4 separate regions of the Homo sapiens genome follow, and all the other regions are linked to region 1. A link is a contact called in ENCODE Hi-C or POLR2A ChIA-PET data. All regions are on one chromosome and are shown on one strand. Each heading gives the region's core, a stretch centred on a gene start or an enhancer-like site at or near the end of the contact. The rest is flanking DNA. Distances are from core to core; before and after follow the strand shown. Region 1 holds the start of ADAM22 (ADAM metallopeptidase domain 22). Region 2 holds the start of ABCB4 (ATP binding cassette subfamily B member 4). Region 3 holds the start of ABCB1 (ATP binding cassette subfamily B member 1). Region 4 holds the start of RUNDC3B (RUN domain containing 3B).

What was found. Hi-C counts contacts between places; a loop is a spot of excess contacts on that map. ChIA-PET counts read pairs that join two places held with the same protein, here RNA polymerase II (POLR2A). Pooled maps may share reads with other maps.
Region 2: a map with no recorded cell type shows a loop between it and region 1 (9-fold over the local background). The contact joins the promoter of ABCB4 here to the promoter of ADAM22 in region 1. A Hi-C loop is called at or near these places in 1 of 168 maps with a recorded cell type or tissue (GM12878), 12 of 37 single-sample maps with no recorded cell type and 5 of 50 pooled maps.
Region 3: a loop to region 1 is called in a pooled map, with 8 times the contacts of the local background. The contact joins the promoter of ABCB1 here to the promoter of ADAM22 in region 1. A Hi-C loop is called at or near these places in 5 of 37 single-sample maps with no recorded cell type and 9 of 50 pooled maps. POLR2A ChIA-PET finds 5 or more read pairs at or near these places in 4 of 52 experiments (HEK293, OCI-LY7, activated CD8-positive, alpha-beta T cell and 1 more).
Region 4: a loop to region 1 is called in a map of CD8-positive, alpha-beta T cell, with 15 times the contacts of the local background. The contact joins the promoter of RUNDC3B here to the promoter of ADAM22 in region 1. A Hi-C loop is called at or near these places in 4 of 168 maps with a recorded cell type or tissue (CD4-positive, alpha-beta memory T cell, CD8-positive, alpha-beta T cell, naive thymus-derived CD4-positive, alpha-beta T cell and 1 more), 1 of 37 single-sample maps with no recorded cell type and 13 of 50 pooled maps. POLR2A ChIA-PET finds 5 or more read pairs at or near these places in 1 of 52 experiments (CD4-positive, alpha-beta T cell).

What each region holds. Positions count from the first base shown.
Region 1 is chr7:87,930,045-87,937,091 of GRCh38, reverse strand. ADAM22 (ADAM metallopeptidase domain 22) reads right to left here and starts at 2,841. Exons shown (of 32, transcript NM_001324418.2): 1 at 2,542-2,841; 2 at 1,906-2,066. The coding sequence starts at 2,626. RefSeq lists enhancers at 1,579-1,658, 1,669-1,718, 1,267-1,844, 1,845-2,422 and a silencer at 2,529-2,938.
Region 2 is chr7:87,473,574-87,480,620 of GRCh38, reverse strand. It overlaps ABCB4 (ATP binding cassette subfamily B member 4), which reads left to right and starts at 4,941. Exons shown (of 28, transcript NM_000443.4): 1 at 4,941-4,987; 2 at 5,150-5,235. The coding sequence starts at 5,156. RefSeq lists silencers at 4,565-4,814, 4,865-5,064, 5,075-5,214 and an enhancer at 5,685-5,754.
Region 3 is chr7:87,596,792-87,603,838 of GRCh38, reverse strand. It overlaps ABCB1 (ATP binding cassette subfamily B member 1), which reads left to right and starts at 2,955. Exons shown (of 28, transcript NM_001348946.2): 1 at 2,955-3,084; 2 at 3,649-3,722. The coding sequence starts at 3,655. RefSeq lists enhancers at 4,054-4,443, 3,653-4,852.
Region 4 is chr7:87,625,999-87,633,045 of GRCh38, reverse strand. It overlaps RUNDC3B (RUN domain containing 3B), which reads right to left and starts at 4,648. Exons shown (of 11, transcript NM_001134405.2): 1 at 4,101-4,648. The coding sequence starts at 4,222. It also overlaps a transcript of ABCB1 not described here. RefSeq lists silencers at 4,404-4,453, 4,504-4,733 and an enhancer at 4,599-4,893.

The DNA.
Region 1 (7,047 bases), core at 1,592-4,091:
CCAAGCTACTCAGGAAGCTGAGGTGGAAGGATCACTGGGGCCCAAGAGGTCAAGGCTGCTGTGAGCCATAATCGTGCTACTGCACTCCTGTCTGGGTGACAGAGTGAGACCCTGTCACAAAAAATAAATAAATAAACTAATTGCAATCTACAGACATTATCTGGGTCCTGGTCCAGACAAACTTACTTAAATATATACTCTAAATATACTCTCTCTCTCTATATATATATATATAATATATATACACACACATATAAACATTCACACACATACATATACATATATACATACATATTTACGAGAACTGGAAATTTGAAAAACAGGATATTTGATAGTAGTAAGAAATTACTCCTAATTTTTGAAAATACAGTAACATGGTTGCATTTTTAAAAGAATCCTTACTGTTTAGTGGTAAATTCCTATAATTTTTATGAATGAAATGATATGATTTGCTTCAATACAATATAGAGAGGGAAAGGAAATAGAAAAAGAAATACGTAGGGTATAGACAAAACAAGATTGGCCATGAGTTGCTAATTGTTGGAGCTGGGGGTTCATTAATTTATCCTACTCTTTTGTGTTTGAAATTTTTTATAATAAAAGGTTGCAAATGGTGTGAAAATATCCTTCCACAGAAATAATCTTAATTAATTGAAAAATACGATGACATAGGGAAACTATGGCCCCTGCTTCTTCAGTTTTACCATTGAAACGAGTCAAAATGGAAAAGGAAAATAGGCATTTACCAACCATTAATTCACATAAAAGAATCCATCATTAAAAGCTTAACATATTGGGATTTTCTACTAAAATAATCTTTGATGGATATTATGTAGCCCTTTAAGCTAATTTCCCACCTTCTATTAACAAAATGTTAACAGTACCAACTACTTGGCTACAAATACAGATTTAAGTAATATTTTCTATTTTTACATATTTCACACATACAGATAAGTTAGTATAATTATCACATCATCAAGATATATCTTAAAGCACTGATGAATATATTTATACATGTGAAAAGGTTTGGCTTGCCATTGCTTCAGTAAAGTTTACAAAAATTTTCAAGTACATGAACAAGTCCTATCTTAATATGGACTTACAGGTGGGTGAACTGCCTGATCAGCTGATGTGTAGAAATAAAAAAATACACAGCCCCAGAAGTATTTACTTAAATTTGTCAATAAATTCACAGTAATTTTCAGGCATATCTGTGAATGTGTGATCTTGATTTAAATACAGATACAGTGATAAAAACTAGATTTTTAAAAACATAATTTATAAATGCTCAACAAACAGCACAGCCCTAATTAAACCAAGAGAACTGCTACCAATAAAGAAAGTCGGAGGAGGACACCTTTTCTAGAAGGTAGGGGTGAATGGGCATATCTCTGGTGTCCACAAATGTGTGCGAATAGAACCTTAAAGTTCAGCTTGTTTTTACAGTTGGGTTTCTTAAGAACGTCTAGCCTTGTTTTTTTCCAATTTTTTCTTACAGTGTCAACCTTGGGTTAAATCACTTATGAAGTCTCTTTGAGGAGTAAAACAACAACAATGATGATTCAAACCCTGCCCAAATACTACCTCCCTTCTCGCTGTGCATGCCTGGCTTTTGCTTGACAGATGTCAGAGGGCTCTCCGCCTGTTCTCTCAGCTCACCGCACTGCTGAAGGCACCCCGCACAAACTCCCCTCGGGCAAAGCCCTCGGCCTGTGGTTATTTTGGTTCTTTTTTGTACCCTTTTCCCCTTCTTTTTTGCACAGGGAGCGCCATGCATGACTCGCATCGGGACCCAACTCATTTCACCCAAGAAGACATGGGATCTCCAGGGCAACCGAGCGCAATCGTGGGGTCTCGGGTGGGCCGGGAGGCGCGGAGGACCACCTCCCGGACCGAGCCTCTCACCTGCGGGCCACCGAGGTCGCCCCGCACCCGCGTGTCGAGCGCGTCGTGCCGACTTTCGTCTTCGCCGCCCGAGCGGTAGATGAGGCGCAGTGGCACGATGCTCTGGCGCTCCACGAAGCGGTTTTCCTTCCTCTTCTCTAGCTCCATCAATGAGGCGTCTCCTCCAGGCAGGAACCGGGAAAGGAGGGAGTGGAGAGAAAAGGCGAAAATAATGACCCTGACCCTCACTCCTCCATCCTGCAGTCCTACGTCTCCCCTACGAAAATCCCCACCGCCCCCTCCCTCTCGGAACCCAACTGGGAAGGACGCAGAGACACCAGCCCGAGAGCCTTGGACCAGCTCATCCGAGAGCAACCAGGAGCGGGGCCCAGAAGCAGGGCACCCCTTTCCCATTCTCCCCATTCCTCTTCAGAAGGAGAAAAACAGGCTTTGACCGAAGGCTTCCAGTGCATCTGCGCGCCTCCACACATATATTTTTGCTCCACTTCTCACCACCCTCCCGAATTAAAAAAAAAAAAAAAAAAAATCTCCCCGCGCACTCGGGAAATGGGGATGCCCCCTTTTCAATACGCCTGAGGGCTCCAAAGATTCCCGGGAAATGGTATGGCCCAAAGGCACAGAGGACGGCTAACTTACCTGCCTGGCCGCAGCGCGCCGGAGGGCAGGTCCCCAGGACACAGAGCAGCAAGAAGGGCACGGACACAGCCACTGCCGCCTGCATGGTGCTGCCGTCAGCCCGCCTCGCCCGAGACGCTCAGCTCCTCATGCCGGCGCCGCCGAGTCCGTTTCCCTCGCTCCGCGCCCCCGGGGTCCCCGCGGCCACCTCCACCCAGCCCCGGCCGGTGCTGCGGCGGCCGTGGCGCTGCAACCTCCACCGCGGCTCAGTGCTGCATTGTGCTTCGCGGACGCTTCCGCTGGCGGGGGGAGCGAGCGAGTGCTGCATTGGGCGGTTGGCTGTAGCTAAGTGGTTTCTAGCGCCTCCCACCTCATCCCCTGGCAAAGGCTCGGGCGGGCGACAAGAGCTCGGCAGGGAGCGAGCGCCCGGTGCACTCGCCCCCCGCGCGCAGGCAAGGGCGCGCGCAGGAGAGTCAGCTGGGAAATGTAGTTCTCTCTCCGTGTCCCGCTTGTCTCCACGACGGCACGGACCGTCGCGACCTCGTGACTGTGAGGTCCTCTATATCCCACAGACTGGAAGGGCGGGAGGGAAGGGCAAAAGAAAGAGATCAGCACTGGACCGCCTCCTGGCATCCGAGATGCACCAACTGGGCCGTTACAGCAGCCAGTATTCATCTGCATCGTCCTTAAAGAGCTGTTCTGTTTACCACAGATTAGTAGTTACTTAAGTTATCCGGAGAACCATACCCTCACGAATACAGTGCTAGTGAATTATTCAACAAATACAGATTGAGGATATACTATGTACCCAGCGGTTGACAACCGGAAGGACACGGGGATCAGAGGCACCTGTTCTTGGGTAAAGTTGAGCAGACAGACCACTTTTTTTTACAATACAGTGTGAAAAGTGTCATGGTTATACCTAGAGGACCATTAATTCAGTCCAGGGAGTCAAAGAGGACCTCCCAGGGAAGGTCTCTGCAGGTAATAGAGGGATGATTTAGCTTAACTCTACGGGATATTTTTGTTCTTTATTGCCAGACAGCCTCAAAACTCTACCAGATATGGGGAACTCAGTTTTCTCAGGCTGCTTATTCCATTTTCCTCTGATTCAAAATGATAGAAATTCTTGAGTATAAAACAATAATAAAATAGTTATCTACATAAAGTAATACTTGTATTTTTTAGTTTTTCAAAGTTCACATGTATTATCTGATCCTTTGGTCAAGAATTTGATTATAACTATTACTCTGATTTTATATTTATGTATGTACGTATGTATGTATGTATGTATTTTTGAGATAGGGTCTTGCTCTGTCGCCCCAACTGGAGTGCAAGTGGTGAGAACACGGCTCACTGCAGCTCAAGCTCCTGGGCTCAAGCCATCCTCCTGCCTCAGCCTCCCAAATAGCTGGGACCACAGACATGTGACACCACACCTGGCTATTTTTTGTTATTATTATTACTTTTTGTAGAGACAAGAGTCTCCCCATGATGATCAGGATGCTCTTGAACTCTTGGGCTCCACCTTGGCCTCACAAAGTGCTGGGATTGCAGATGTGAGCCACTGCACATGCCTACTCCCATTTTAGAAAGGAAAAAAATTAAGATTTAGAGGTGTGCCTTTCAAATACTGTAGCCAGTAGTTACTTGAGGCTATTTTTTTTTTCCGAGTGTTTATTATTTATTTTTGTATTTCAATCGCTTTTGGGGAACAGGTTGTGTTTGTTTACATGAATAAGTTCTTTAGTGGTGATTTCTGAGATTTTGGTGTACCCATCACCCGAGCAGTGTACACTGTACCCAATGTGTAGTCTGTTATCCCTCACCATCCCCCACCCTTTCCCCTGAGTCCCCAAGTCCAATGTATCATTCTTATGCCTTTGTGTCCTCATAGCTTAGCTCCCACATATGAGTGAGAACATGCAAAGTTTGGTTTTTCATTCTTGAGTTACTTTACTTAGAATAATAGTCCCCATTTCCATCCAGGCTGCTGCGAATGCCATTATTTTGTTCCTTTTTATGCCTGAATAGTATTCCATGGTATATATATGCCACATTTTCTTTATCCACTCGTTGATTGATGGGCCTTTTGACTGGTGCCATATTTTTGCTATTGTAAATTGTGCTGCTATAAACATGTATGTGCAAGTTTCTTTTTTGTATAATGACTTATTTTCCTCTGGGTAGATACCTAGTAGTGGGATTGCTGGATCAAATAGTAGATCTCCTTTTAGTTCTTTAAGGAATCTCCATATTGTTTTCCATAGTGGTTATACTAGTTTACATTCCCACAAACAGTGTAAAAGTGTTCCCTTTTCATTGCATCCATGCCAACATCTATTTTTTTTTATTATGGCCATCCTTGCAGGAGTAAGGTGGTATCGCATTGTGGTTTTGATTTGCATTTCCCTGATAATTAGTGATGTTGAGCATTTTTCCATATGTTTGTTGGCCATTTGTATATCTTCTTTTGAGAATTGTCTATTCATGTCCTTAGCCCGCTTTTTTAATGGGATTGTTTGTTGTTGTTTTTTTCTTGCTGATTGTTTGAGTTCTTTGTAGATTCTGGATATTAGTCCTTTGTCAGATGCATAGTTTACGAAAATTTTCTCCCACTCTGTGGGTTGTCTGTTTACTCTGCTGATTATTTCTTTTGCTGTGCTGAAGCTTTTTCATTTAATTAGGTCCCATCTATTTATCTTTCTTTTGTTGCATTTGCTTTTGGGTTCTTGCTCATGGAGTCTTTGCCTAAGCCAATGTCTGGAAGGGTTTTTCTGAGTTATCTTCCAGAATCTTTATGGTTTCAGGTCTTAGATTTCAGTCTTGATCCATCTTGAGTTGATTTTTGTGTAAGATGAAAAATGAAGATTCAGTTTCATTCTTCTGTATGTGGGTTGCCAATTATTCCAGCACCATTCGTTGAATAGGATGTGCTTTCCCCACTTTGTGTTTTTGTTTGCTTTACGGAAGATCAGTTGGCTGTATTTTGCTTTCTTTCTGGGTTTTCTATTCTGTTCCATTGGACTATGTGCCTGTTTTTATACCAGTACCATGCTACTTTGGTGACTATGGCCTTATAGTATAGTTGGGAGTCAGATAATGTGATGCCTCCAGATTTGTTCTTTTTGCTTCGTCTTGCTTTGGCTATGTGGGTTTTGGTTCCATATGAATTTTAAGATTGTTTTTTCTAGCTCTGTGAAGGATAATGGTGGTATTTTGATGGGAATTGCATTGAATCTGTAGGTTGCTTTTGGCGGTTTGTTCATTTTCACAATATTGATCGTACCCATCCATGAGCAAGGGATGTGTTTGTTTTTTTTGCATGTGTCGCTTATGATTTCTTTCAGCAGTGTTTTGTAGTTTTCCTTGTAGAGGTCTTTCACATCCTTGGTTAGGTATATTCCTAAGTATTTAATTTTTTTGCAGGTGTTGTAAAGGGAACTGAGTTCTTGATTTGATTCTCAGCTTGGTCATTGTTGGTGTACAGTAGAGCTACTGATTTGTGTACATTAATTTTGTATCCTGAAACCCTGCTGAATTCATTTACCAGTTCTAGGAGCTTTTTGGATGAGTCTTTAGGGATTTCTAGATATACGATCATATCATCAAAAACAGTGACAATTTGACTTCCTCTTTACTGATTTGGGTGCCCTTTATTTCTCTCTTGTCTGATTGCTCTGGCTAGGACTTCCCGTACTATGTTGAGTAGAAGTGGTGAAAGTGAGCATCCTTGTCTTGTTCCAGTTCTCACTGGGAATGCTTTCAACTTTTCCCTGTTCAGTATAATGTTGACTGTCAGTTTGTCATAGATGGCTTTTATTACCTTAAGGTATGTCCCTTCTATGCCAATTTTGCTGAGGATTTTGATGCTGGTTTTGTCAAATGCTTTTTCTGCATCTACTGAGATGACCATGTGATTTTTGTTTTTAATTCTGTTTGTGTGGTGTATCACATTTATTGATTTATGTATGTTAAACCATCCCTGCATCTCTGGCATGAATACTACCTGATCATGGTGGATTATCTTTTTAATATCCTATTGGATTGAGGTAGCTAGTATTTTGTTGAAGATATTTGCATCTGTATTCATCAGGGATATCAGTCCGTAGTTTTCTTTTTTTGTTATGTCCTTCCCTGGTTTTGGTATTCAGGTGTTACTGGCTTCATAGAATGATTTAGGGAGGATTCTCTCTATCTTTTGGAATAGTGTCAATAGGATTGGTACCATTTCTTCTTTGAATGTCTGATAGAATTAAGTTGTGAATCCATCTGTTCCTGGACTTTTTTTTGCTGGTTATTTTTCTATTACCATTTCAATCTCATTGTTTGTTATTGGTCTGTTCAGAGATTCTATGTCTTCCTGGTTTAATCTTGAAGGACTGTATATTTCCACAAATTTATCCATCCATCTCCTCTTGGTTTTCTAGTTTATGCACATAAAGGTGTTTATAGCAGCCTCAATAATCCTTTGTATTTCTGTGTTATCAGTTGTAATATCTCCCATTTCGTTTCCAGTTGAGCTTA
Region 2 (7,047 bases), core at 3,692-6,191, 460 kb after region 1:
ACGGAGAGGGCACAGCATTGTAGGCCATGACTGAGTGAATTGGGGGCTACCACAGAAATGTGAAGAGAAGAGTGATGTGATGTGACTCACATTTCAAAAGAATCATCCAGGCCATGCTTTTGACAATGGACAAAGGCGGAAGAGGAGGAAAGGACAGAGGCAGAGAGACAATTAACAAGCTATTATAGAAAATCAGGTGGAGATGATAGTGGCTTGCATGATGGTGGTAGAGCTGGAGGTGCAGGGCAAAGGTCAGATTCTGAATATATTTTGAAAGTAAAGGCAACAAGATTTCCTGACAGATTGATTATGGTGTGTCAAAGAAAGAGAGGAATGCAGGATGATTCCAGTGTTTTTGTTGACAACTATAAGTCTGGAGCTGCCAACTGGATGCAGAAGTTCACTGGAGGGCCCAGCCTGGGGAAAGGATCAGGAGCAGGTTAGGCATGTTAAGCTTGAGATGTCTGTTAAACATCCAGATAGGAATGTCAAAGATGCACTTGTGTTTAAGAGTCAGGAATGCAAGAGGGAATTTTAGGCTAGAAACAAAAAGTTAGAAATTATTCGATACAGATGGTATTTAAAGCTGTGTGACTGACTGACATGACAGAAGTGGCGAGAATAGACTGAGAAGTCCAAGGAATGAGCCTTGGACCACTCCAGTGTTAGGTAAGTAGTTGAAAAAAAGAGAGAGAGAGAAGGCATCAAAGGAGACTGAGGAAGAGTGATCAGGAAAGCATAGGAAAATCCGAGAAACATATGGTGTCCTGGAATCTATATGAAAAAGATATATTCAGAAAGACAGAGTGATAAATCTGTCAAATTATTGAATTTGTCAGGTAAAATAAGAACAGAGAATTGATCTTTGGACTTAGCAAAGCAGAGATTATCAGTGACTTTTATAAAAATAGTTTCGGTAGTGTGGAAAGATCAAACTTCTGTTTAGAGTGGGTTTCAGAGAGAACAACAGGAATTGAAGAAAGTAATAAACTTTGCCAACCAGTTTAGCTCCAAAGGAAAAGAGGGAAATATGATGGTAGCTGGCAGGGGAAGTGTGGTCAAGAGAGGTTTTTTGTTTGTTTTTCAAGATGGAAGAAATAACAGTATGTATGTAAGCTCACAGGAGGGATCCAGCAGGCATGGGGAAATTGATGATATAGGACAGAAAGGGAAGAATGGCTCCTTGTGAAAGTGAAAGGGGATGGGATCTACAGGATGAACATGCAAACAAAGACTGGCTGCAAAGAGAGGCATGAATAGTTCATTTACAGAAACAGCAAAGGCAGAGTGTTGGTACAGATGCTGGTAAGTGGAAAAATATCATGGTAGGAGGTTATGGAGTTCCATTCTAAACACTTCAACTTCATCAGTGAAATAAGCACGGTAATTTAGCAGAATGTGAAGATGTAAAAGAACAGAATTTGAGAAAACAGACGATATGAAATAATTATTAGAAAAGCAGGTGAGTGAATGAACTAAGAAAACATCTTATGACTATTGGTCAGTAAACGTTGGGATACATAGTGAATTTTACAAAATCTTTGCCCTCATAAGTCTTGCATCCCACAGAGTGGGCAATAAATAATAAACATAATAAGTACATTATGTATACAGTATAGGGCCATGTAAGTTCATGGCGAGGCAAGCCCGATGACTTTGTATTTTTCTTCAGACATGTTCTGCTGCATGGTGTAGGTTCACAGTAGCTCAGTAACTTGAATTATCCAGGATTGTGGTTTTACTAAGCAAGCCTGATAAAGAGAGAGGGCTAGAGGGTTGTGGGTGTTTTCAGGCTGAGTTAAGAGAGAAGACATGAAGGAGGTGAGGAACAGTAAAAAGGTGGTAAGATCAGTGGACTGAAGGATGCATTAAAGAATGACTGTGTTTAACTCTCTGATACATCTGACGTATGTTCTCCATCTCCACTTCCCTGCTAGTCATAGCGGATAAGGATACTCCCTGGATTCGAATTCTAGTTCCATCAGTTATAAGATATTGATTCTGTTTTACTTTGTCTGTCTCATTCCAAAACACATGTCTCTAATTACCATAGTTTGATAATGAGTTTTGATATTTATTTAGTAAGGCAAACCCATAAATAACTGATAATTTTTCAAGATAAAAGTGAAATAAATTTTCAGGAAAAAAAAGCTGAGAAAATTTGTCACAAACTAAAGAAAACAAGAAAGAGACAGTAGATGAAAGAGTGCTCATTAGGTGAAAGGAAAATGATCCAAGAGGGTAGCTTTGAGATGTAGGAAGAAACAAAAAGCAAGAAAATGATAAATGTTTTGATAAAGCTAAATAAGTATCAACTCATAAAGAAATAATATTCCCAGAAGAGTCATGAATATACAGAGAAAATTAAAGTACATGACAATGGCAATGTAAAAGTTAGGGGTGAATAAAAAAGAGACTTAAGAGTTCTAAAATCATTGCATTGTCCTGGAAGAGGAAAAAGTACAATGATTAGTCAAAGATACATGTCATAATCCCTAGAAAGGAGATCATTATTAAATAGAAAATAAAAGAATACATCTTATAGAAAGGAAATCTAAATGATAATATTAAACAGATCTAAAATAAGGCAAAAGTGAGGATAAAAAAGAAAGATGGAACCAATGGGGCAAATAGAAAAAGTAAGATAGCGTGGTAGGGCATTAATTCCAGCCTTACATCAATGCATAAGTATCTCAATATTCTACTGTAAAGGGAAAGTAAAGATTTCTTACAGCCTGAGTGTAATGGAGAAATCTAGTTTATCATAGTGCTTTAAATATTGTAAGTCTTCAACTTCTAGTTGATGAATAAATGATGGAATTCTCAGTGATACTGCACTGTTATCAAATAAATATAAAAGGAGCTCCTGGAATTGGATGTAATACAGGTAAAGAAGTAAACACAGCCATATAGGCATGGCTTCTTGCAGGGACAACTTTGTGAATCGGCTCAGACAGACAGACAGGCAAATACACCTCATTGCCTCATACATGTTATTTGCTTTAGTTTTTGTTCTGAACCTTCCTACTCCTTCAAGTATCTGCATTTACTTTATCAAATTCTCTTTTATTAGAGACTGAAGAAACTGTCATCTCCTTATGTGCTAATGAGTTTAATAATGTCCTCCAGTCACCACAAGCCTTCTTTCAAACTACACAATTCCAACTGCTTCCGTCTCAGAGTATCTTGAAATAATGATCTGACCGCCTGTTAGACCAGTGAAGGGAAGGAATTTGGGTTGATTTAAGAAGAGAATCCTCATGGTCATGGTAGACTGATATGGAGAGAAAACATTTTGAGGAAAAATACTCAACTAAATTCATTTCTACTCCAGCATGCAGTTTCAAGTCAAGTTCCACCTTAGCTCCAGGTGGCAGGCAGAGCAGGATGCAGAGGCACAGCACAAGTAAGGGGTGAGTGCCGAAGCTGCTGGCTCCTGTTCCAGTCTTTCTTCCTTGGCCTCGCCTGAACTTTTACTATAATAATAGTCACCATTTATTAGGTGTCTCCTACGTGCAGGACACTTTACACACAGTATCCCTAATCCTAATAACACCCTTATTTTATAGATCCAATGACTGAGTCAAGAATTACATAACCTGGCCAGACAGCTGGTACATGGGAAAGGTGAGATTCACACCAGGGTCCACCCAGCATCTCTACTTATACCATGCTCTGCTTTAAGGTTCTCTGAGAACTCAGACAAGCCTTGGGCTAACAATTGTGTTAACAGGACATAGCAGGTGCAAGGACCCACTGGTCATCCTGCTACCTGATCAGAAGGAAGGAAAGTTGTATTTGTTGCTCACCTACTATGTTTTAGGCATAGTACTAGGTGCTTTTACCTAGTACTTAATTCCCTTATCCTCAACTCATTTATTCCTCGCAATAACCTGATAAGGGAGATGTTTTTATCCTCATTTTACATATAAGGAAACAGGCCTAGAGAAATGAGCACAGTGTCCAAAGTCACATAGTTAATAAGATGTGAAGCTCTGAGTTTGAAAGTCTCCGGTTTCAAAGCCATGAAACTTATGGCTCCCCGTTTTAGACACTTCCTTTTGGGAAGAGTGTGGAGGAATTAATCAGAAAGAAGAAAGTCATACTCAAATAGGTGGTAGGAGCAGAGACAATTCAATACAGACAGAAGTCTTAGATGAGAGCAGTGAGCCAGGGCACTGGACTGGGACTCAGGAGGCTTCCCCTAGACTCTGGTTCCACCGATGCAGCCTCAGGCAGGACTTCACCTCTCTGGGCATCCGTTTCTTCATATGTTAAACATACGGGGTTTTAATTAGATGATCGCTGAAGACCCCTCTAGCCCTAAAACTCTGTGTCTCTTAAGTGCTAAGAGGGCACCAACAGCGTTCCTCCTCCCCAAGGAGCATAATGTGATGGTTCCTGCCGGCCCTGGCTGACTCTCGCCGTCCTTGGAGATAATTGGGTTCAGTGCCACCTGGACCAGAACTGGGGATGCGGAAGCAAGAGGCGAGTCTATTGCTCTCTCTCGGTCCTGGGCCGCCCTGTGATTGTTGGGCGTCCGGAAACTGTCTCCCCTATGGGTTTAAAAACAAAACTGAGCGCCCATGGGGTGTGACAGTCATCTGCAGGGGCTTGGGTGGCCCATCAGGCGAGGCTTTCTCGGCACCCGAGGCTCCAGCCTGATCTCGGTCTTATCCTGCGACCGGGCTGGTTCTGGCGGGTCGCCAGGGTGGGCGGCGGCCCCAGCCGGGCGCCCCGGCGGCAAGAGCGGCAGGCTGCGCCCCTGGCCCGCGCCTAGCCTGGGGAGAGAGCTGGGCGGGCGGCGGGAGCTGCTCTCGCGGGCCGCGGCCCTCGCCCTGGCTGCAACGGTAGGCGTTTCCCGGGCCGGACGCGCGTGGGGGGCGGGGGCGGGGGCGGGGGCGAGGCCGCGGCGAGCAAAGTCCAGGCCCCTCTGCTGCAGCGCCCGCGCGTCCAGAGGCCCTGCCAGACACGCGCGAGGTTCGAGGTGAGAGAGGTCCGGGCGCGTCTGGCCTCGAAGGGAGACCCGGGACGTGGGGCGCGGGGCGGGAGTGGCCGGACCTCCACCCAGTGCCCCCGGGCCCCGCGACTCGTGCGCCGGGCCGCCGGAGAGGGTGTACTTGGTTCTGAGGCTGTGGTTTCTCCTCAGGCTGAGATGGATCTTGAGGCGGCAAAGAACGGAACAGCCTGGCGCCCCACGAGCGCGGAGGGCGACTTTGAACTGGGCATCAGCAGGTACATCCCCAGCAGCCACTGGCTTTTCCGTTACACGCCAATCAGCAGGACTAAGTTCACCCTTGGAAAGAAGTTGTAAAAATCGGTTGATGCCTTTGAAGACCTTTGTTTTGGAGGCTTCTTTGAAGGGTCTTGCATCCGGTTCTGACCTTGGAGCAAACGTGTTGTGTGGCCTCAAAGAATGTCACTGAGGCTCCTTTTGGAACAGATTCAGGAAGAAAAGGCTGTCTTGAAAAGTGCTCCCTTCCCTTTGTGCAGGGGGGATTCAATGAATATCTGCATTGTATAACATTCATTGTATTACGTAACTCTTGAAACTTTTACAAATGACTTTCATATACATCATCTGATTGTTCAGACTTAAAGGGTGTCAGACATCTGCTGTTGATGGCTGTGCTTTTTGAACAAGGGCAGTGAAGCAAAAACTCCCTCCCCTCCTGCCCATCCCCTGTTATGTCTCTTCCTCCTTGTCTTACCCCTCCCCCTCCTCTCATCGCCAGGCTTATTTGTATTTCTCCTTTCTGGGAGGATAGGTGGGGAGGGGGAACTTCTGTACATCCGAATCAGTTTTGTTCAAGTGGTAGGGGGAAGCAGCGCTTCCTTTGCCTTCATGTCTTTCTCGGTTCCCCTGGCCCTTGTTAAACTCACTTCACAGGCTTTATGAGCGGGGCAGAAGTTCCCAGTCAATGGCGTGTGTCTTTGTTTCCTCTTTCACTGTGGGAATAGTGAATCATTTTCGCCTTTAGCCTGAAATAGTTTATGAGGCTATTACGGTCTCTGAGTTCATACCAGGCTACCCAGAAAAAATTGACCTGTGTCAAGTGATCACCCAGAGGGACAAATTTATCAGTCTCTGTAGTTTGTCCTCAAGCTGCTAGGGGCTTGATTAGCTAACTGAAAACATGCCTACCTGATGCTTAAACTGAAGCATTATTTTAGCCTGTTAATGTGGTTGTGCAGTAACCTTGCTGTATTTCTTCTAAGCACCATTGTATTTTTTCATAGAAAATTTAGTTTTGCCATGTAGAATTGAAAAAGTGATAGATGGTGTTACTTCCAATGGAAGTACTTACACACGCAATAGAAAAATATGGTTTTCATCAGCTGGCTGTTTAGGCAGGGATTGACTGTGAGTCTATTAATAGATGGCATTTTCATGAAGAAGTCTATTTATGTATTGCACTGGCTTAACATTTGATGCGTGTGCAAAGGAGCTATTCCTACAAAAGGTGTAGTAACACTTCAGAACCCAGGAAAGTCCTCAGAGGGGAAGCCCACAGCTTCTGCTGGAAAGAAGAAAGCAGCTCAAAAGAGAAATACAGAAAGTTAACAATAAGTTAAGACCACATGATTATGAAATCAAATGTAGTGAAACTAATTTTTATAAAAGCAGACCAAAGATAATATATTTAAAGGAAGTTAAGCCTGCTTCAATCAAATTAGTTATATTCTTGTTCTAATTATGTTGCTATTGCCCATGGCACATTCTTTTGAACATATTTAGTGGCAGATGTTTGTCCAGTGATTTTAGTCAATACTTTACATAATTTGGAATCATCTTATGAGTAAAACTTTATCATTTACCTGGATAAATGCATCATATTTATGTAAAAATCATCATATATATATAAATCATCATACACACACACACACACACACTCCCTCATAGAGTTTATATTATAGTACGGAGGACAGACATAAATAATGTACATACTAAATAAGTAAACCACAGCCAATGTTAGAAGGTAATTAACGCCATGGAAAAAAGCATTAATCCAGGTTAAGGGGATCAGGAGTACAAAAGGGGAGTAC
Region 3 (7,047 bases), core at 1,706-4,205, 330 kb after region 1:
CTGTGGGATAGCAGAGTTAAGTAACCCGTTCAAACCTATGCATAATAATCAGCAGAGATGGTCCTTATCTAAGTTTTTCTGCCTTTGAAGTCCAAATAGTTTAATGCAGCCAGGTACTAAAGAAGAAAACTTTTGTAAATTAGTTTAGTTTAATGATTTACATGTGGAAAAGCACAGAGTGAAAAGCACATATCATCTGAGAAGCCCAGTGAGTTTGGCTGAAATGGAGTGAACATGTACATGTTGAGGGTGAGGAAGATGATTAGAGAGAAGTGATGTGTTGTGGTTCTTAAAAGCTAAGAGGAAACTGTTAGATATGATATAGTCTGTGGCAGGGAGCCATTGCAGGTTTTCCAAGATGGACTCATAAGGAGAAAACACTTCGTGGGACTGGAAAAGGCAGTGAAGTGGTGTGTCCTATGATAATGTACTACAGTGTAGGATAGTGGTTAAGAGTACAGTTATGAGAGAGGGACTACTGGTTAGCACCTTACCTGCTGTGTGACTGGGCAAATAATGCAAACCTCAGTGTCTTTTATTGTAATATGGGAGTAACAAAAATAGTAACTACTTCATAGGATTCTTGTAAAGATTAAATGACTTAATTTCTTTGAAGTGCTTGGCAGTTCCTGATAAATGACCAGTAGTTAATAAATGTTAGTTGTTATTATTATCATTATATATTATTACTCCCATAGATACATATAGAACAGACTGCAGCAGAGAGGCAAATCTTTAATGTTGTCAGAGTATAGACAAGTTGGTGAAATGGCTACATGAGAGCGGAGGACAAGAAGGTGCAGATTGTGGCAGTCACTTCAAATGGAAATATCACCGCTTGAATGAAGGTATATGAGTGTCAACTTGCAAGGGGACCAGGTAGGTTTCATCAGAAATTAAGGAAGCTTAAGGAGAACAGCCAAGTTCAGCTTGACAGAAGTGGTGGTGGCACAAATGCAAGACTGGTGTCTTTCAAGAAACCAAGGACTGTTGAAAGTAGCAAGAGCTAGTTTGTTTTAGGTCCATCATGTTTTATATTCACACTTTCATGTCAGTGGAGCAAAGAAATGGAATACAATATAATAGAATGGTAGAATCTTATTTTTAAAATCTGTGTTATTCTGATCTTTAACTTACTTATATCTTTGATAGAGATCTTTACCTGATGCTCAAGATTGTAGAAATAGTATAATCAACATAACAGTATAGCACTGTATTTATATCCTGCACTGTTTAGGGAGGGTTTAAGGCCATTCAAAAGGATACATAAAATACAACAAGATTACATAAATGAAAGGTGAGATAAAGCAACAAAGCAAAACAAAAGTGAAAACAGAGATCATAGGCACAAATAAGATTAAAAACGCATGTAATGAAGATGAAAGCTTTTACATTTACCCCAGATGGACCACAGGGTTGTTGTTAAGCCTTTAAACAGTGAACAATGCTGTACACTTGCATATGCAATTAGAACATGTGGAAAAAATAGTGGCCTGTTAGAAGCCTAATTAACAATTTGTGAAAAAAAAAAAAAAAAAAAAAAAAAGAGGCCGAGCTGTAGCTCACGCCTGTAATCCCTGCACTTTGGGAGGCCGAGGCGGGCGGATCACGAGGTCAGGAGATCAAGACCATCCTGGCTAACACAGTGAAACCCAGTCTCTACGAAAAATACAAAAAATTAGCCGGGCGTGGTGGCGGGAGCCTGTAGTCCCAGCTACCTGGGAGGCTGAGGCAGGAGAATGGTGTGAACCCGGGAGGCGGAGCTTGCAGTGAGCCGAGATCCTGCCACTGCACTCCAGCCTGGGCGACAAAGCAAGACTCCGTCTCAAAAAAGAAAAAAGAAAGAAAAACAAAAGAAAACTTCATTGTATTGTAAGGCCAAGAACAAAATATATCAAGATAAGGAAAATTTGTAGTCAAGAATAGAAAAAAATTATGGCTTTGAAGTATGAGTTATTTAAAGAAAGTGGAAACATCCTCAGACTATGCAGTAAAAAACAAAGTGATTTTCTTCTTCTAAACTTATGCAATAAACTGATAGGTAATATGTGAAAGTCATAGAATGTAGACTAGAGGATACAACAAACCTATTTCCTCTATGTTCATAAGAAGTAAGAAAAGCTCTGATGTGAGTTAGCATTGCTTTACAATTTTGAATTGTGCAGATTGCACGTACTTTTCCTCAGTTTGAAGTAAATAGTGGACAGGAAAAAATATTAAATGTTGGCAGTAAATATGGAAGGAAATTACAACTAATGTAATATGCTAAAACATGCTATGTTTATTTTACTAATTTGAATTAAAATGTAAGAATTTAAAATGCCCTGGAAAAACACGGGCATTGATCTGACGTCTGAAGTTTTAAAATATTACACACTTTGAAATAGCATTTGTACCTTGAAATACCTGTCTCTATATATTTTTTAAAACTTCCTTTTTCTTTCATTCCATTTATCATCAAATAAAGGATGAACAGATGTAACTCAGAAACTGTCAAGCATGCTGAAGAAAGACCACTGCAGAAAAATTTCTCCTAGCCTTTTCAAAGGTGTTAGGAAGCAGAAAGGTGATACAGAATTGGAGAGGTCGGAGTTTTTGTATTAACTGTATTAAATGCGAATCCCGAGAAAATTTCCCTTAACTACGTCCTGTAGTTATATGGATATGAAGACTTATGTGAACTTTGAAAGACGTGTCTACATAAGTTGAAATGTCCCCAATGATTCAGCTGATGCGCGTTTCTCTACTTGCCCTTTCTAGAGAGGTGCAACGGAAGCCAGAACATTCCTCCTGGAAATTCAACCTGTTTCGCAGTTTCTCGAGGAATCAGCATTCAGTCAATCCGGGCCGGGAGCAGTCATCTGTGGTGAGGCTGATTGGCTGGGCAGGAACAGCGCCGGGGCGTGGGCTGAGCACAGCCGCTTCGCTCTCTTTGCCACAGGAAGCCTGAGCTCATTCGAGTAGCGGCTCTTCCAAGCTCAAAGAAGCAGAGGCCGCTGTTCGTTTCCTTTAGGTCTTTCCACTAAAGTCGGAGTATCTTCTTCCAAAATTTCACGTCTTGGTGGCCGTTCCAAGGAGCGCGAGGTAGGGGCACGCAAAGCTGGGAGCTACTATGGGACAGTTCCCAAGTGTCAGGCTTTCAGATTTCCTGAACTTGGTCTTCACGGGAGAAGGGCTTCTTGAGGCGTGGATAGTGTGAAGTCCTCTGGCAAGTCCATGGGGACCAAGTGGGGTTAGATCTAGACTCAGGAGCTCCTGGAGCAGCGCCCAAACCGTAGTGGCACTGGACCATGTTGCCCGGAGCGCGCACAGCCCGCGCGGTGCGGGGACCTGCTCTCTGAGCCCGCGGGCGGTGGGTGGGAGGAAGCATCGTCCGCGGCGACTGGAACCGGGAGGGAGAATCGCACTGGCGGCGGGCAAAGTCCAGAACGCGCTGCCAGACCCCCAACTCTGCCTTCGTGGAGATGCTGGAGACCCCGCGCACAGGAAAGCCCCTGCAGTGCCCATCGCGGCCAGAGCAGCTGGGGCATCAACGGCGGGCGCTCCCTCTTACTGCTCTCTGGCTTCGACGGGGGACTAGAGGTTAGTCTCACCTCCAGCGCGCCTGAGGCTCATGCATTTGGCTAATGAGCTGCGGTTTCTCTTCAGGTCGGAATGGATCTTGAAGGGGACCGCAATGGAGGAGCAAAGAAGAAGAACTTTTTTAAACTGAACAATAAAAGGTAACTAGCTTGTTTCATTTTCATAGTTTACATAGTTGCGAGATTTGAGTAATTTATTTCTAGCCTCCAGCTCTGAAATAAATGACATGTTGTTGTTTTTAATTATTTTTAAGAAACGCAAGCTAGCCTTTGGAATCAATATCCCTGCTTAGAGCAGAAGTTTGTTGGCTGAGTGGAGCACAGCATATGCATTTTCCCTGTCTTTTTTGTTCTTTCTTTTAATGATACATAATATTTTACATATTTATGAAATGGGGTACATGGAAGCGTTTTTTACATGCCCGGAATGTGTAATGATCAAGTCCGGGTATTTGAAGGATACATCACCTTAGGTATATTTCATTTCTATGTGTTGATAACATTTTAAGTCTTCTAGCTACTTTGAAATATACAATATATTGCTAACTGTAGTCACCCTCGTCTGCTATCGAACATTGGAACTTATTTGTCCTATCCAACCGTTCTTAGTCATTCACCAACCTCTTTTCATTTCACCTTTTTACCCTTCCCGGCCTCTTTCCCTTAGTCTTGGTGTGCCTCTTTCTCAGCTTTCCTGCCCCAGACAGGCGGATGCTCATATGTGTTTCTGTCTTATGAACTTCTGCTTTTCAAGTGGTGTTGGTCGCCCACACGTGAGCCATATGCTGCTGGTGATCTGCTCTGTGGTCCAGGCTCTTGCTTCCGGTAAATGGCTATGTAAACATCGCGTTTGTGGCCTGGCTGATGAGACAGAAGGTCAAAAGTACATTTAGGTTGTTAACTGGCAATAAATATCTGTATATAATATTGGTAATGTAATCATATAGGGAAAATAATTATTTAAAGTAAATTTTGATCATGGTGCTCTGCCTTTATAGAATATTTAAAACTTCACTAAATAGATTCATTGTTAGTAGTAAATTGTAAAATAGACTAGTAAGTTTAATAATATTAGAAACTGTAATGTAAATTATAAGATAAATTAGTAAACACATTAATATTATAAGAAACCAAGCTTTTCAGTGTAAGAGAAAAAATACAAATGTGGAAATCAAATACATTTTTAAAAATAATGTTAAGTTTGAATTAGAAATTTCAATATGAATTCATAATCTTTTAATAGTTCATTTTCAGTCCACTGAAAGGGACAGTAACAATGAGCACTGTTAGTACCAGATCTGGGTTTCTAAATACCATTCCTCCCTAAAAGAAATGAACCCCTCAGTAGCTAATTTCAGCCAGGTCTGGGACAGGAAAAATAGAAAGTGAGCCTGGAGTATCTTGTGGTACCTGAAAATAAGGAAGTGGAGTTTAATGGAGTAGTCGAAAGCACACTGAAGCTGTCTGGAAGATGCTTCCAATGGCCAACTCTGGGACAATTTGAGCATCAAAGAACATCGTAACTGTAACTGATTTTGAGATACTGAATGCTACTGCTGAATGCTTAATATTCTGAGAGAAGGGAAACTGAAAGAAAGTGTGAGAGGTAGAGAAAATAAAGCAATGATCTTTAGAGAAAAATTCCAGCTATCATTTTGGAACTTCCATTGTTATAATAGATTCAGGCAAGGATTGTCAATGAACTCTAAACTATCAGAAAAATGTTGTATCTAAGAATTTTCTTCAGAATGTTTACTAATTGGAAGGAGAATATGCTTCTCCAATTAAAGATTTTGCAGTTAGCACCTTAACCGAGTGATCAGACCTGGTATCTCTCACGGTAGAATGGACTGTAGTAAATGACTCATCACTTGGATTTTGAGTAAACAACATCACCTAGCAAATATTAATATATCTGCAAAAACATTTAGTCTGTATACAATTAAACTTGTAGACTGGGGCTGTCCAATGGATATATCATGTGAGCCACATTTGTAATTTAAAATTTTCTAGTAGCAACAGTAAAAAATGAAAATAAAAAGATAAAGTAATTTTGTAAATATATTTTATAGAACTCAATATGTCCAAAAGATTGGATTTTCTACATGTAATCAAAATGATTAATAAGATAGTTTACATTCTCTTTTATGCTAAATCTCCTGTTTGATGTGTATTTTACATTTATTGCACCTCCCATTTGTATTCAGTTTGATACAGGTATACCCAAGATGTGGGACATTCTGTAAGACAGCTGTTCTTGTTCCTTTACAAAAGTCAATGTTAAAAAAATAAAAGGAGGACTTCTAGATTAATAGAGACTAAAGAGATATAACTACCAAACGTAGTGTGTGAACATTACAAAACAAAACAAAAACAATCTAAAAGTTCAACAAGGAAAAAATCCTATGGAAAACATTCTTGGGAGATTTGAATGTGCATTAGATATTAGCCAATATCAGAATTGTAATCACTTTTCTTAGATGTGATAATGGTAGGAGAACATGTAATTGCAATTGAAAATTTTTGTAACAAAAATGTTCATATAAACCATGAAAAAGACTCCATAGAGTGGAGGGTAGGTATTCCACTTTTTGTTTTTAACTTTGTATTTTTGAAAACTTGATAGCTTAAAGAATTATGTACTTATGATACAAACATTTAGGTAGATTTAACTAAGAAATATTGAGGGTATGTGAAGAGAAACAGTAAAGAAAATTGTATGATCTTTCACATATTTCTATTATTGGTTCTATCATGGCCTATAGACTTTTTTTTTCAAATTAGAGATTATATTTTAAAGTAGTTCTTATTAAATTGTGTTCATTGCCATTGATTTAAATCTATTTTAACATGGGATTGTAAAGAAGCATATGGCTTTGGTAATAGATAATGCTGGGATAATAGTCCTATTTGGAATATGACTATTAGCAAAGATTCTTTATTAAAATGATGTTTGATGAATGACTTGTCTTTCTAAGCACTGTTTTTTGTGCTAATGGGGATAAGTAAGTTATCTAGTAGGGGTGAGAGTTTGTGTGAAAGTGCATTTTAATGTGATGCGATGCAGTATCTCAGAAATCTGAGGTTGCACCTTATAGTTTGGTGGTCAGGGAACAGACTTGGCATTTAAATATTGGCTTAGTTATAGCTGTGAACCTTGGACAAGTTAACTCTTCTCACTCTTCTACGTCTCTAAAAGAACAAAAATGTGTCTTCCTCATAGAATTGTTTATGAATTGTGTGTGGGAAGTGCTTACTTAGCCAGTGCCTGGAACATTATAACTTCTCCAGAGTAGCAGCTGTTTTAGAGAACAAAAAAATAAATAAAAGGCTTAGAGCTAAAACTCAACTATTTATGGCTATTTTTCTCCTTTCATCCTGGTTCCAGGGATACTGAAACCATGCCTTTACTGGGAATTGGGTGGGACCAAACCTGAAGAGTTGTGTTTGTGTATTTTATGTCTGT
Region 4 (7,047 bases), core at 3,399-5,898, 310 kb after region 1:
CTAAGACTATTCATATGTTATTAAAAACACTTGAATTGTGAAATCATCACTTGTCTCCACCGTGCTTATCACACTACTCCTTATATTCCTCTTATTAGTCCCTCCTAGCTACAAAACAGGAAAATTATGACTTTGCATGGGAAGTTTCTCTTAAAAGTATTGACTTAAAAGTTTGACAAGTGTTATTCTGAAATGTTTATATGTGCATATTTTAATAATTTGCTCATAAGACATTGTTAAGCCATAGAAAGAGAATTTAGATTTTAATACTCTGCCACCAAAACCAAAATCAAAGGACTATATAAGGTTTTCTGTAAACAATGAAGCTTATAAAGGACAGAAAAAATGACTAATATCTGATTATCTATGGATAAAAATGCAAGTTAAAAAAATCTGAAGGGCGTTAACAACTTAATTTTCTGAAGTTCTAAACGATAGAGAATATACAGGGAAAATACTAGTTGGTTCTCAGAGCCAAAGTCAAGTGTATGAATATTTTGAAGTTGAGTGTGTAAGATTTAGAGTCCTCAAATGACCTACTATCTCTTCACCAAAATCTGTGAAAAATATGAAAAAACAGTACTTATCTGATGAAATAAGGACTATGCAAATGTTTTTAGTCTACAACATGTAAATGTTCACTAAAAAAAACTAATGAATTACATACACATATACAATCACACATGAGCCAAAATTCAATTCAGCTCTTTATCTGATTATCTTACCTATCTAAACAACCCACTTTCAAAGCTCAAAACTATATATTGCACTTGAATAAAGCTTTAAACATAAAGAATTGTGTACTCACATAAGAAGACTTTAAACCTAAACTGAGAATACACCTAAATTGTTTAAGGGGTAAGGAAAAACATTACTGTGAAAGTATAAGTGGATACACTAGAATGATATATGCTGGTGACTTTTTTTTTTTTTGGTTTTGTAAATGGTTCAATTTTTTCCAGAACATCAGCAGAGAATTACAAAATCAAAGGCACAGTCCAAAATATTTTTGTTTATAGAGAAAAATGCACATACGTAATTTAGCTATTATAAACATTTATCTTATCATTATTACCCTGCTCATATTTGGAAAAATTCAAAACTAAATATAAACATTTTTTGCTTGGAGGCTATTATTAATTTTAAGCCTATAATTGAAGGTTAACAATGATCTAGTCCAATATTATTTTACAGACAACAAAAATGAACAAATGGAAAGGTTGCATGGCTTGTAAAAGTGCACACTAGTTAATGATAAAGTCAACCTAGAACCCAGTTATATTTCCACCAGATCAACTTCTTTCCAACTTAAATATCAAATCATCTCTGATTTGAGATATAAAAATAAAGAGGCCGGGCGCAAGGTGGCTCACGCCTGTAATCCCAGCACTTTGGGAGGCCGAGGCGGGCGGATCACGAGGTCAGCAGATCGAGACCATCCTGGCTAATACGGTGAAACCCCGTCTCTACTAAACAAAACACAAAAAATTAGCCGGGCGTGGTGGCGGGCGCCTGTAGTCCCAGCTACTCAGGAGGCTGAGGCAGGAGAATGGCGTGAACCCGGGAGGCGGAGCTTGCAGTGAGCCGAGATCGCGCCACTGCTCTCCAGCCTGGGAGACAGAGCGAGACTCCGTCTCAAAAATAAATAAATAAAAAATTAAAAAAAGAATTCATAAGAGACATGAGTGAAATACCCAGGGTTTGGTGACTCTGGAAAGTAAACTAGCAATAAATGCATAAATACTGCTTTATTCATTTTTCTTAATTTGTCATGGGGATACTTAAAATGTACAAATGGCCTATAGTGACTTTCTTCCAAAAAGTAAAAGTCATTCAGACAAAGCCTATCATATAGACCCCATTACTACACATGGATAATTTACATGCACCATCAACTATTTGGATCTGAAAAACAGCCTTAATATTATCCATATAAATAACAATACAAATGAAATCCAGAGCAGAAACCACAACTTATTTTAGCTATTACACTAAATCTATGTGTAAACTGTAACTAAAGTTAGCACATATTCATTTCACAGTAGAAAATAATAATTATGTAAATTACAATCATGAAAATACAACTAATACAGAGAGCTGTCCCCAGAAATCAGTGTGACGTTCCTAAAATTTCTTAAAGATAATTTAAAATTTAGTTTAAATAAGGTTGAAATACAAATCCTTTTCTTTTCAACTGTCTCTGATAAGGGCACACATGATCATTACATGACCTAAAGCCAGCCAAGACAAAAATGGAGAAGCAAAAGGAACAGTACCCATCACTGAAATTATTCATTCAATAAATATTTTTTGAGTGTTAGATGCTATACTGAGAATTTGAAAGAAAAAAAAAAAAAGACTAAGCAAAAAGCAGATAGAATCACTGCCCTTGTGAAGTTTAACAAAAGCTGATAGAGCTTTTATTAAATATGTTACCCCCCAAGAAGCACTGTATATGTTGAAACTACCCTTATTTTTAAAGCAATTTTTGATGTCTGTATATTATGGTTAAGAAAATCAGCCTTGCTTATGGTTCCATTTACCTACTTTAAAGATATTTACCTATATTTTAAAACACCTAACAGCCTATTTGTCTCAAAAAGTTACATCCTAGACAGCACAAACGGCAAATTAAACGGATACCATATTACTTTACCATTTACAACTCAAAGTGCTGTAATAATTACATTATACAAATACAGTCAATGAAGAAGGTCTTCTTGCTAGATAAACATTTGTAATAATTCAAGTATTTTTTAAAAAGTCACTGTGAGTTATTGCATTTAAGTCCTGGAATAATTATCTGTATTCCACTTAAGATGCTAGACACATTTTTACACAAGAAAAATAACGGAAAAATACAGAGAAATTGCAAAGGAAGAAAAAGTTTCATCATCATCTGATTCTTAAGAGGAATATCACTAGGTGATGATTAGGAGTCTGATGGAGGAAAGTAATTTTAAAACAACTTAATGGCTCAGAGAAGTTCCTAAGAAATTGATGCTTAGGGTTTCAATTTTTCTTAATACTCAGATATAAGACTTAAAGAAAATATATCAGCATGTTAAAAACCAGTTATCTCTGAATACTAGGCTTACTATAAATAGTTCTTTTTTTTTTTTTTTGACGAAGTCTCCCCCTGTGGTCCCGGCTGGAGTGCAATGACGTTATCTCAGCTCATTGCAACCGCCTCCCAGGTTCAATCGATTCTCCTGCCTCACCCTCCCGAGTAGCTGGGATTACAGGAGCCCGCCACCACGCCCGGCTAATTTTTTGTATTTTTAGTAGAGACGAGGTTTCACTATGTTGGCCAGGCTGGTCTCGAACTCCGACCTCGTGATCCGCCCGCCTCAGCCTCCCAAAGTGCTAGGATTACAGGTGTAAGCCACCGCGCCCGGCCCAATAGTAATTATTCTTTTATTGTTTCTATATTTTTCTGAAGGAAATACTACATTTACAGTTATAAAGCATTAAGGAAAGGCAGGCCTTAAAATAAATCATTGACATAAAGACTAGGTATCCTCCACAGTCCCACTCTTAATAACAACTGCAGAACCAGCACTAGCACTGTAGCTGAAAAGTGGATAGTACACACACGCTCACATACACAATGGCTGGCATGTAGTAGGCACTCAACTAACGTGTGAAATGAAATGGCTGAAGATAATGTAAACAAGCCAAAACAACGAAATGCACTCTGATTTGGGGGCAACACAGTAAACAATCACAGTAACTACCACTTTATCCAAAGCTCGCTGACAGCTGAATGGGCATTAAATGAAAGAGCTCTTCTTCCTTGCCCTCCTCTTTCACTCTGACGCTAGATTGCACATTCAAAACAAATCCTCCTCCAGCCCCGCCCCAAGCTCTACCCTCCAGTACCTTCAGCACTGGAACTGACACAAAGTCCAGGGCTGCGACGGTGTCCAGACCCGGGCCCCTGTCCAAGGAGCTGCGCGCTCACAGATTTGGCTGGCGCAACATAGGCGGGGGCACTGGGCGGCAGCCCATCATGCCCGGGACCCCCAAGGACCCGCGCGGAAGCCCAGAGCTCTCAGCCCCGGCGGGAGGCTGGTTCCCCTCGCCCTGCGCTGCCGTACCTGCACACGGTGATCAGGTTCCTCCTCTCCACCGCAGCATTGCGGGCGCTCAGGCTTTTCTTGCCGCCTCCGCCGCCACCGCCGCGGATCCCGCTCAGGCCCCCCAGGCTCCGGGAGGCCATGGCGGGCTTACCCCCGTGCCCCTTTTGTCTCGTGCCACCCCGCACGCCCCCCACACCTGCTTAAGGGGGTTCTCGCTCGGTCCGCAACCGTGGGGGCGCGGGAAGGATGTAGGAAAGGAGCCTGGAGGGAGGAAGGGTGTGGAAGACAGCAGGGACTCGCACCCGGGGACTGACGGCTCGCCCTTGGCACCCGAGCTCCACACACACACACACACACACACACACACACACACACACACGCACGCACGCACCACCTCCGCCCTCGGCGCGCCGCCGACTGCCGGGCTGCGCCTGCGGGTCGGCGTCAGGCGCTCTCCTCCTTCCCGAGGGACCTCAGCAGACGGCGCGCGCGCGAGCCCGTCGGCCCCTCACGCCCAACCACCCACACTCCGCAGCCACTCGTGCCCCAGCCCGGGAGGCAGCGGCAAGGCCCCCGGCCTCGCGTGCGCAGCCCCACCCTCTCTGCGCCTATCAAATCAACGCTACCCCCGCCGGATCCAATCGCGGCACCAGAGGGGCGGGGCCGGCCGCGCGGACCTTTTAAAGCAGCGGGCTCAAGCCCCGCCCCGACGCGTGGGCTGCTGTCAAGGACGCTGGGCTCGCTTTCGCAGCCCGCTAGCTGCCGCCAGTAGCCACACAGGCTAGCCGCGGGGATTGTGGGATGCGGGGCCCCACAGCGCCAGGGGCCTATTGCCCCCCCCTTGCCTGTAGCCAAGCTTTAACGGCTGATACCTATTTGCGTGGCTGCCGTAGCTTCAGTGCCTGCCTAGAAAGCAGCGCGCCGGCTCCCACACCCGACCTTGGGCCTAAGTACTAAGAAGGGAGGAGGGTTCCTTTTGTCCTGACGCCCTCCCAGGGGCTAATAAACAGCAACACAATGGCCCGAGGGGGGAATTGCTCGTAGAATCTCCTTCTTGGCGCGTCTAGTGCCGACATTTCTTGCCCCTCCACACCATGTCGCTCCCACCTCAGCCTCCAGCGCAGCCCGCACCCGGGACTGACGGCCCGCCTAAGGAGGAGCGTGGTGCCAGTGTAGAGTCTTTTCGCGTCCTGGGCCGTGACTCCGGAATCGGGAGTCCGGGTCTGGGAATAGTAAGCCCAGGAACGACGCGGCCTCGGTCCAGCTGGGCTGCTCCCTCAGAGTCCTGGAACGCCCTCCTCGACGCGCGTGTTCGGAAGCGCCCCCTTCCTAGAGCTTCTCACTACCCACCGTTTTACCTGCAGGAGGGTCCCAGCTTGGGTCAGGTCCTCTGACACTCACCTACGCCTGCTGTTCACCTCCCTTTGCACCAATATGCCCAGATTTTAGAGTGCAATCCTAAATGACTTACTCTCCCTATGGGACCTAGCACAGTGCTGTACATAGAACAGGTTCTCAATAAATGTTTCTCGAATTTAATTTGAAGTCACATTTGACATAATTTTTACTGAAATTTCACGGCTTCAGTGGCTCCAAAATCCATGTATCTTTCACCTCTACTTTTGAAGTTTCTGTCAAAGAATGTCAGAGAATATATAGTTTTGTGTGGCTATCTCTATTTTTCTTATATATTATCCCTGTTAATGCAGGGCATACTGTTACTCTTGAATGTTTTAACAACGCACGTTTGTGTAATAAAGTTGTAAATTCCTAATTTCTGAGGTTTTTAAAGTTTAAAAATCTCTATTTAAAATAGTCAAAAAATCATCCTTTTCAGCTACCATGTCTAATTTTATTCTACTATTCTGTTTAGTAGAATAAAAATATATGGGCTGGGCGCGGTGGCTGACGCCTGTAATCCCAGCACTTTGGGAGGCTGAGGCGGGCGGATCACGAGGTCAGGAGTTCGAGACCAGCCTGACCAACATAGTGAAACCCCATCTCTACTAAAAATACAAAAATTAGCCGGGTGTGGTGGCACGCGCCTGTAGTGGCAGCTACTCGGTAGGCTGAGGCAGGAGAATCGTTTGAACCCGGGAGGCGGAGGTTGCAGTGAGCGGAGACTGCGCCAGTGCACTCCAGCCTGGGCGACAGAGTGAGACTCCATCTCTCTCTCTCTCTCTCTCTCTGACATATATATGACATATATATGACATATATATGACACATATATATGACACATATATATGACACATATATATGACACATATATATGACACATATATATGACACATATATATGACACATATATATGACACATATATATGACACATATATATGACACATATATATGACACATATATATGACACATATATATGACACATATATATGACACATATATATGACACATATATATGACACATATATGACACATATATATGACACATATATATGACACATATATGACACATATATATGACACATATATATGACACATATATGACACATATATATGACACATATATGACACATACATATGACACATATATATGACACATACATATGACACATATATATGACACATACATATGACACATATATATGACACATATATATGACACATATACGACACATATATATGACACATATACGACACATATATATGACACATATATGACACATATATATGACACATATATGACACATATATATGACATATATATGACACATATATATGACATATATATGACACATATATATGACATATATATGACACATATATATGACAATATATATGACACATATATATGACAATATATATGACACATATATATGACAATATATATGACACATATATATGACAATATATATATATATATATATATGTCTCAGCCTGGGCGACAGAATGAGACTCCATCTCTCTCTCTCTCTCTCTCTCTATATATATATATATGTACATATACA